2 separate regions of the Homo sapiens genome follow, and region 1 is linked to region 2. Evidence: chromatin loops called from intact Hi-C (ENCODE). Cell type or tissue: GM12878. All regions are shown on one strand.

Region 1 (5,000 bases), 510 kb before region 2:
GAATAGTCTAGAATCAGAACAGAAAATAGAAACCTCAACCTGAAAGCCACATGTGCTATTTTTTAAACTAGACCTGCAGTTATGACTTTAGGCCCAAACATTATGGGTTGAGGGGAGAAAAAAAAAAAAGCCTCTCACATCAGCCCAGATGTGCAAACCAATGCTGAAGGGTGGAGGAGTAGGAAGGGGAGGGTAGCCTTCACTGGCAATAGAAAAAGTTAAGTATTAGAGAAATCAATAAGAGCTAAATATTCCTACTGACAGGGAAGGGCAGAGGGTAGAGAGGATCCAACACATATTAGAGCCGTCTGAAATTTCCATATGATAGCTATTTTACTGAAGAGAGTAGTGCAAAATGCCAAATTTTTCTAGCACAAAGAGAAATATTGGCAGTTATCCCCAAAATTCAGGTCATATAACAATAATTCAGGAATTATAATTAATAAATAATTCAGGAAAAATAAGTCCATTTATTTCCTTCCATTGTTCCTCTTTAGCAAGATGTATATTAAGCAAGGAAAAAGTAAGGTGAAATTGCTTTCCCTGTTATTTTTCACATGGTTCCCCTGGATCCAGTATTAAAATTTCTAGTTCTGGATTAAAGAGTATAGCAGCCTAATACTGAGATTTCCTATTTCTCTTATTTCTGTAGGATACAGTCTTATTAGAAAAATAATTCCTGAGAACTGCATTCTCATCCCTAATGTATTCTTTTAAATTTATGACCATTTTGGAGAAAATATCATCGACGGCAACATTTCAAAACCAATTTTAATTACAAATACACAATAACATCGATGGAAGTAAAGTACTAATTTTTAAAAATAAAATACACCCAATACACTCAGTTGCTATATAACTGAAATTACAAAAAACTACCTTGAGTAATTTTTGGCTCTCTTAATATGGCTTCTCTATTAATATGAAATTAGCCTTCTAAATGTTAGTGTTTCTGGTAAGATGACATGGATTAATTGATTCTTTCATTTAATTCACTTATTCCACACATATTAACTGAGTACTACTGTGCTAGGCACTGTTTAGGTTTCTATGACATAGTAGTGAATAAAACTGACAAAGATTCCTGCCATTGTGGCACATATGTATGAAAGTCCAGGAACGAGATAATGATGCCTAGGACCAGGACAGGGAGAAATGGATGGATCTGGGATGTATTTTGCAGGTACAGGCAGCAGGATTCCTAGACATACTAAATATAAGGAATGAAGGGGAGAAATCAAGGATGACTCCAGGGTATTTTGCCTGGAAGAATGGAATTGTTTCAGTATGTGTATGTGTATATATAGACATACACACACACACGTGTGTATATATAGACATACACACACGTGTGTATATAGACATACACACACACGTGTGTATATAGACATACACACACACGTGTGTATATAGACATACACACACGTGTGTATATAGACATACACACACGTGTGTATATAGACATACACACACGTGTGTATATAGACATACACACACACGTGTGTATATAGACATACACACACACGTGTGTATATAGACATACACACACACGTGTGTATATAGACATACACACACACGTGTGTATATAGACATACACACACACGTGTGTATATAGACATACACACACACGTGTGTATATAGACATACACACACACATATGTGTGTATATAGACATACACACACACATATGTGTGTATATAGACATACACACACACATATGTGTGTATATAGACATACACACACACATATGTGTGTATATAGACATACACACACACATATGTGTGTATATTTTACTTTGAATGTGATAATGAGCACCTTAATGTAAATGAATCCATTAACTGGTTAAGTGTACTTCTTATTTTTAAATACTGTACAACTGACCAGTGTTGGTTTCGTCAGCTAAAAAGGGGCTTCAAAGGGAGTTTTCTTATGATTCATTTTTGTAGCTTCATGGCTAAAAAGTATTTAGAAGAACACAGGTGTCTGAGTGTGTGTTGTTTGGTAGTTGGGTATTTCCAGGAAAAAAGGGGTGATGACAGTTACTGGCAGGGGAAAGATGGAAATAGCAGATTAGTACTAGAGATACTGCATCAGGGAAAAGATATACAGACTATGGAGCATGAGAGAACAGAAACTTTGTTTAAAAATGAATGCAAAGTTGAACCAAGTGCCAAAGTGGTTTTGGAAGAGAAGTGAGACAGCCATCGAGAAAATCTAAATAGTTTCTTCAAAATGCAGTCATGGCTGGGCTAAGCCACAAGTTCTTCTTTGGTGGCAAAAACTAAAACCTCCCATTGGGTTCAGCAACTTATCATAAAGCTGCATTTCATTTTTGTTTTATTAACCAGTCCCTTCCAAAATTTAAATATACAAAGCTGATATAAACTAAATTATCATCTCGTTCCTAAATCTTTCCACCCTCCCACATTGCCCAGTTAATAAGCCATCATTCATTTAGTGCTGAGATTACTGGCATCCTGATGAGTGAAATTTGACTCCTCTTTCTCACACTACTCCACACCCCTCAACAAACACATAATCGTAAGACTTACTGCTTTTTCCTTCCGAAACATTTCTTAAATGTATATTCTTTCCTCTGCTTTGGCTCAGTATTACCTTTTGCTTGGACAACTTGGTTTTCGACCTCCACTTTTGAACCATTCTCAATCCCATCATCTAATCATTCAGCTGCCATCCTATAATCATTCAGTTTTTATCAACAACTATTCTTACAAAATGTCAATATGACTCTGTCAGTCTCAAGGGTCATTTATTTCTTCATGACTTCCTACTACTTATGAGTAGTAGATGTAAGCTTCTTAACAGTATATATGTTTCCTTGTCAGCACTCTTGCTACTAAACCAGTTTAACTGGGCCTCATCTCCACATTGTATTTCATGTCCAGCAGCAATACCGTGCTTGCTGGGTGCCGGAACACGCTACTCTGTGTCCCCACTTCTTGCCTTAGCTCATGCTAACTTAATGTGAGTTCAGCTTAGGAGTCCTTCCCTCAGGAGCCTTTGCTTTCTCAGTGAGGTGCGTTTAGAAGCCCGCTTTCTGAGTCTCCATGGTCCCCTCACCTCTAGGCGCTCATCGCTATTGCTGCCTTCACTACATTGTATATGCTAAGTACTCATTTATTTGCCTTTCTCTCCCACCAGACTGTGAGTTCTTTGGAGGCAAGGACCATGGTCTTCCTCATTTTTTTTTTTTTTTGAGACAGAGTCTCGCTCTGTCGCCCAGGCTGGAGTGCAGCGGCTCGATCTTGGCTCACTGCAACCTCTGCCGCCTGGGTTCAAGCGATTCTCCTGCCTCAGCCTCCCGAGTAGCTGGGATTACAGGTGTGCACCACCACATCCGGCTAATTTTTGTATTTTTAGTAGAGACATGGTTTCACCATGTTGGTCAGGCTTGTCTCAAACTCCTGACCTCGTGATCTGCCCGCCTTGGCCTTCCAAAGTGCTGGGATTACAGGTGTGAGCCACTGCGCCCAGCCGGTCTTACCCACTTTTATATATATTTGAAACACAGTGGAGTAGATACCTAATAAATATTTGTTAGATTTATCTGAAGAAACTTAGATTAAATTCACTCAGAAGGTGCCTTATGTCAGGGATACTAAAAAATTATAAATGGATTTGAAATAGATGACTTAAGAATCTGTTGAGAACCAGGGTTCCCCAGAGAAGGCAAAAATAAATTACAAGATGAAAGGAAGGGTAAAAAAAAAAAAACAACAAAAAACAAAAAAACCCCCACACAGCTGCCTGCTGTGTGGTACAAATGTCAGGGTGAGAAAGTTTCTAACCTCTCTTATGCTATGTTTAGCCCCAAAGCCTAGGCCAAGTGGCTTCCTGGGTTTGTGGGACTTAAGTTCATATTATACATTTTTCTTTCTAAAAAGTATCTTCGTCTTTATTAAAACACTCGCCGAATACTCTGGCTTCACGAAATTCCATTTGAAAGTATGACCCAACCTCTTTAAAACCATTTTGTATTTTTAAAGAATTTAGAATGTAACCATACTAAATAATTCTAAGTTTAGTAATTCTTCTTGTCAAATAGGAAGCAGAATTTTGTTTTAAAAAATGGTTTCTCAGAAACAAAGCCCAAACCTGAATTCTACAAGGAAAAAAAATCTTAAATATGAATCGCAACTTCCAATTCATTGCCAATCTCCTCTCCTTGTACCCTGGAGCCTTGAGCAACGTTCTTTTGCATTATGCCAGGAAGAACTGCTGGCAAATGTAAGTGGGCTTAGAATTCATGACTGCAGTCAGCAGCAGTTGTGTAAATCTAGGGAGAGACTGGTATTTGACACCTGCAAGTCCTCAAGGTTAACAGAAGTCTCAAAAAGCCCAAGCCCCAGATTTTGTAAAATACATGGTTTCACCCCAACCTAATCAATGTCACCAAGAAAACTTGTAAGTCCAATAAGACAAACAATAGTTAAGTCTGCAGAATATTTCCATATAGATTTAGAAGTATATTTAACTCTTAATTCTCTGCTTTCAATATCAATTGTTTTTGAGCCTTTTCTTGGGTAAAGTTACCGAATGCTTTTTTCAAAGTAAGTCTTACGGGGAACTTATTTTATGTATTACAAACAGACTCAGAAATGCTCTAGTTAAGGAAGGAATGATGAGAGACTGGAATTGCTGAGGCAGCCACTGTGGTAAGTCCTCCCTGGGGACCAAAGGCACAAGACCACAGTCTATGCTAAACAAGGAGAAACAGCAATAAGACATACAATATTTGGGGTATATCATTTTAATTAATTAAATTGTAGTCAAATCTTAAATGAACATTACAAAAGTGTGTGTGTAAAAATATGCACCATTTTGTGCCATTTTTTTTTTATGAGAATTGGTGCCAACTATTTGGAGAATACCAAAGGTAGGAAATGGTGTCCTGCTTTCTTGTTCTTTCTCCTTTTTAAAACGCTTTCTTTAGAATTCTCCCTTTGCACTTCCAGTTCCAAGTTGTTTCTCAATGGTTT
Region 2 (5,000 bases):
ATAACTGCTGTCTCTGCTCCTGAAGTATGTCTTTCTATGAGAATTATAGACTTTAGTATTGAAAAGTGACCTTGAATATTATACAGCTCCTTGCTTCTCAAAGTCTTGTCCACATACCAGCATTATAGGCATCACTTGGAAGCTTGTTAGAAATGCAGACCCTCAGCCCCCACCCCAGAACTACTGAATCAGAATCTGCATTGTTAATGAGTCCGTAGTGATTCATACGCAATTAAAGTTTGAGACGCACTGATCTACTTAACATGCCTGGTATACATGACACTCCTCTGTGATATTTTTTAACAAGTTGTTAGGCAATTCCTGGTCTCCCAAAGCAACCCATTCTTTGGTTTGGATTGGCTGAAATGGTTACAAAGTCCTTCCTTATAATGATATTATAAAACCTTTCCTCATTACTACCTCCAGTCAAGCATGCTAATTTTGCCCTCTAGTACCACACTGACAAGTCTCAATCTCTTTTATACATGATAGCAATTCATACTTCGAAGGCAGATTGTTATATCTTGCCTAACTTTTTTCTGCTCTAGGTTAAACATCCCCAACCTTTTTAACACTTTGGCATTCTGCTTGCTCTTGTCCGGATAGGGTCTTTCAATAGAATTTTTTAAATGTGGCACCCAGAATAGAATATAGTATAGTTGGCCAACTAAAAAAAGATAATTTATTTTTCCAACTTTTTATTTTGAAATAACTTTATAGTTACAGAAAATTAAGAAAAAACAGTACACAAAACTTGTGTATACCGTTCATGCAGCTTTCCCTGGGGTTTACATCTGGTGTAACCATATTACTATTAGCTAAACCAAAACATTAACATTGATACAATATTCTTAACTCATTTATAGACCTTTATATTTTTCCAACTGTTCTATTAGTATATCTTCTTTTATGGTCCAGTATTCAATTAAGACTCCCTATTGCATTTGGTTATTATGTCTCCTCCAAACTGGGATATTTTATCTTTGTCTCTCACAACCTTAAAACTTTTGAGGAGTACTATTCAGTTATTTTATATTATGGTCCTTAATTTTGGTTTGTCTGGTGTTTTCTAATGATTAGGCTGGGATTAAACATTTGTAGGAATAAGTGATGTTATGTCATTTTCATTGACTTGTATCAGGAGGTACATGGTGTCCATATGTCTAATTACTAGTGATGTTATCTCTGATCACTTGGTTAAGATGGTATCATATCAACCAGATTTCTCCACTGTAAAGTTACTATTTGAAAAATAATATTTCGGTGTAAAAATTATTGACAAACTCATGATGCAGAGAGCCATAATGTAGTAATACTCTCCAAATTTATATTTTTGGAGAAAATGAAAATAATTTTACTTTCATAGACATTTATGTTTGTGATATTCATAACTTCTCATTCCACATGTCAGGAGATTTTTCTGTGAGATTAAGTGAAATAATCCATTTAAGATACTTAGCAGAAGGGTGAGGACAGAGAAATCGCTTAGTTTGCTACTATTATTAATGCTATTAACCTATCACTTTCCACTTAATATACTGATATATTTCCATGTCAATAACTGTTCACTGGCATAATTTATAATGGTTGCATAGCTTTCCATTAAATGTGTTAAGTATACTTCAACTTATCAAGTAACGGAAGACACTTAGAGTGTATCTATTTGTTTGGCTACTATACTTTCAGGTAAAGTTGGTTGATTAAATATATGTGTCTCCTTTCATGCCCCACTAAAACCCCTCAAAAACTACAAAGAAGGGATTTTTTTAAGGACATAAACTTATGAAATGGGGAGAACAGGAGTAGAAGCAATCACAAAAAATTATGAAAGCAAAAAAGCAACTAATTTAGCAGACCCAAGAAAATGAAATGTTAATCCAGCAGCAGGGAAAGCCAAGAACTAACCCTTTCTATGCCTCAGAATTCCCCATGACTGAGGAATTGGCAGGCACCAAATAACTTGACATTAGGATGCAAATAGGTTGGAAAATAAAAAAAGATTGCTTTAAAGTCTGTTTCAAAAGCAATCTTCCCCAGCTTCCCTCATCACTCTTTATTGCAGAAAACTATCCCTTTGTCACCCAGCAAAGAGACTGAGGGTGTTTTCCCCAGAGACATCAGGCACAGTTAAAGGTGGAGGCTTCACACCCCCGAACCAACTGTAAGAAATTGGTCACCTCGGGGTTGCTTTCTAGCAGGTGCCACTGAGGGATAAATAATAATGGACTGATCCTAACTTCCCCTTTGTTTCTCACCTCCCTCCAGTGAACACAGGGATTAATCTGCTTGTTGTTTAAAATAATATAATCCTTGAAGCTGTTGTAAACAAGTAGAGGAAAGAAGACCTTCAACAATTGTCCCTAATTATGGTTAGAAGAGGGACCAATCCTGATCCCAGTTATGACAGGCAAAAAAATTGTACAATCAGTAAAACTGAAAGAGAAAACAAAGGTACTAAAGCAGAAGTGGCCCACGGCACATTACTTTAAAAGTTCTAAGTAAGCTTCTGATACTGAAACTCAGGAAATAGCTAACAAAAATCTGGTTTTCTGGCTTCTCTTTATAAACTAGAAAATGTTAGTCTGGAAACAGTGACCCCTACAGTTCTCAGACACTGAGACAAAGTATGAATTTCTGCAATTATGTTTATCCCACCTTTTTTTTTTTTTTTCTTATAATGGAGTTCAGAAATCCTTAACTCTATAAGGGGAAAATAGCAGAGAGAATTGAGGGTTTGGAGCTTCTCTCTTATGCCTGCCTTATTCCACTCAGTTATGGTATCTGCATGTCTCCTGTGAGCATCCGTGTCTCTAGCTCTTTCCTTGGACCCTGCTGTAGACTTGTACCTCTACTGTTCAGACCTACCCACGCTGCAGCTGTAGCTGTTTACTCACAGCAAGAGAGAGAGGCTAAGACCAGCAAGCCCAGTGGGTGCCCCAACTCAAGCAAACATGTATTGGCCAGGTCTGAGTTGTTACATGCCAAGGAGAGGAGCAGGTAGCAAAAGTTTTTTCTAAGCCCATGGACTTGGGAAAGTGATGGACTTGTGGGTGGGGGAGGTGGGTAGGATAAATGGCAGCAGGGTGAGGGGGTCCGTTTAAGGCTACTCAAGTTCTTCTGACTCTCCAGTCAGAATTACTCAATCATTTAGGGTAGGGCCATACATACACATGGGGGAAATGTCAGGGTTTGGCGTTAAGAAAGCTAGGAAAGAAATAGGTATGGGAAAGTATTTCATGGGTGCAATGGTTGATGATCCAGCATCTACTTTCCTAGTGCTCTACAGCTGGAAAAGGCAGAGGCAATGGCTTTAATTTTATTTGCAAAGCTAGTTAAGAGTCGATGGAAGAACTGACACTATTTGATAAACTGTGCCCAAACTCTAGATGAACACTATTTCAAAGAGCATTAAGCACAGATATAAGAGCAGACTCAAAACAGACCACCTGGATTTGATTCTCAGCTCTGCCACTTATTAGCTGGGAACATCCAGACACATTTTGAACATGTCTTTGCTTTGGTTTCCTCATTTACGGAATGAGGGTATAATAGTAATTTACCTGTTGAAGTTATTATACATAACATACTTACAACATTGTCTGGTACAAGTAAATGATAGTTATTTTTATTGAGAAAATAGCACCCTAGTTACATAATAGTTTCTTACACAAGTTTGTCAAATTCTGGAGTAGGGAGGCATCTTGGACAGAGAGATGATTTCAAAGTGTAAAACTGACTAGCTCTGGCACTCAATTCTCACCTCTCTTTCTCCCTTTTTTCCTACTCACTAATTTTTAGTGTGTTCCCCTTCCTCTTTTTTTTCTTTCTCTCATAATTCTATACATTCCCAATTGACTTTTCCCATAAGCCCGTTGAGAGAGCCAGAGCAAGTTTTATTAACTCCAATTCACTAAAATGCAGGCAAGTGAAGTAGTTTATCCACGGCTCACAGGGTGAACTTCACACATCTGCCTTGAGAACCTGATCCTTCCTCTTGGAGCAATTTGCTTCTGATTTCTTGGTGGAGAATCAGTAGCGATGGGTTTAAGGGCTCTGGGAAGACTAGAAAGTTGCCCTCTCTAAACACATTTATTGAAAGTGGCACCTTAGAAAAAAAGGGACTATGTAAACTCAATATTATTAAGTATGATGGAAAAGTATAAAGTATGTAGAAAGCAGGCATTAGTACGTTTGACATTCAACATCAGTAGAGGTCAGATCATGAGGCACACAGAGAAAATAGTCAAAAGGGGCACTTTTTTATAATGTGATTGCTACTCCACCTTGCCCACCTCCTGGTATTAGAAACAGCCTTTCTGTGATTATGCGTATGGGTGATTGAGTAGTAACACAATGACTTCATTTCCATTTCCCAGCTTCCTGTGGGAAGGTTTGGATCCAGCCTGCAAGAGCCATGATTGTAGGAGTATAATGATAACTGATGTTTATACAGTACTTTACAATTTTCACAAGGATTTCCATCTATTGGCTTCTCACTACACCATTATTACCATTCCCACTTCACAGGCAAGTAAACTGAGTCACAGGTAAGCAAGGCTAACAGAGTTTGCATAGATAATCTCACAGAGCTAACACCAGAACTCAGGTCTGTAGTGCTTCTTCTACCTTCCACTTATGTGGAATAGTTTGATGTTTAATATTTTAAGCAGGTAAGTATTTGAGTCCTCTCTACCCCTTACCAGCACTGTTACCTGGAATAGCTCCTGAATCTTCAGCTTCCTCATGAAACAGAGGAAATAATACTATTTATGAGATTTGAATGGACTAAATTATGTAAAGCACTGAGAACATTGCTTAGCCCATAGTAAGTACTCAATAAAATCTAGCTGTCATTATGATTGGTCTGTCTTCTGCCATTTTCTTTGCTTTGCATTGAAGAGAACTGTCCATGATTTTAGATTACACTCAGAAGCCCTATGTTTCTAGGTTTATGTTATCCTAAAATGTTATTACCATTTGTTGCTTTGGTAAGACTAGGA

The links. Peaks named below come from ENCODE experiments on the same cell type or tissue, not always from the same donor. Only the 100,000 strongest peaks of a DNase experiment are listed, where the experiment ranks them.
Region 1: a loop joins it to region 2, with 2.2 times the contacts of the local background. A loop is called at or near these places in 1 of 110 quality-filtered maps.

The regions. Positions count from the first base shown.
Region 1 is chr5:95,926,060-95,931,059 of GRCh38, forward strand. All of the region lies in intron 2 of ELL2 (elongation factor for RNA polymerase II 2), which reads right to left. Among named protein-coding and RNA genes, the nearest start is that of ELL2, 33 kb to the right of the region's middle. RefSeq lists a silencer at 1,799-1,848. In GM12878, no CTCF peak of the experiment used is centred here; DNase peaks (open chromatin) are centred at 52 and 2,072; H3K4me3 peaks cover 1,260 bases; H3K27ac peaks cover 4,363 bases.
Region 2 is chr5:96,437,519-96,442,518 of GRCh38, forward strand. The region is part of intron 4 of LOC101929710 (a long non-coding RNA gene); the gene reads left to right. It also overlaps a transcript of CAST not described here and the pseudogene LOC102724070. Among named protein-coding and RNA genes, the nearest start is that of PCSK1, 6.8 kb to the left of the region's middle. In GM12878, a CTCF peak has its summit at 2,605; a DNase peak (open chromatin) is centred at 2,353; H3K4me3 peaks cover 631 bases; H3K27ac peaks cover 1,097 bases.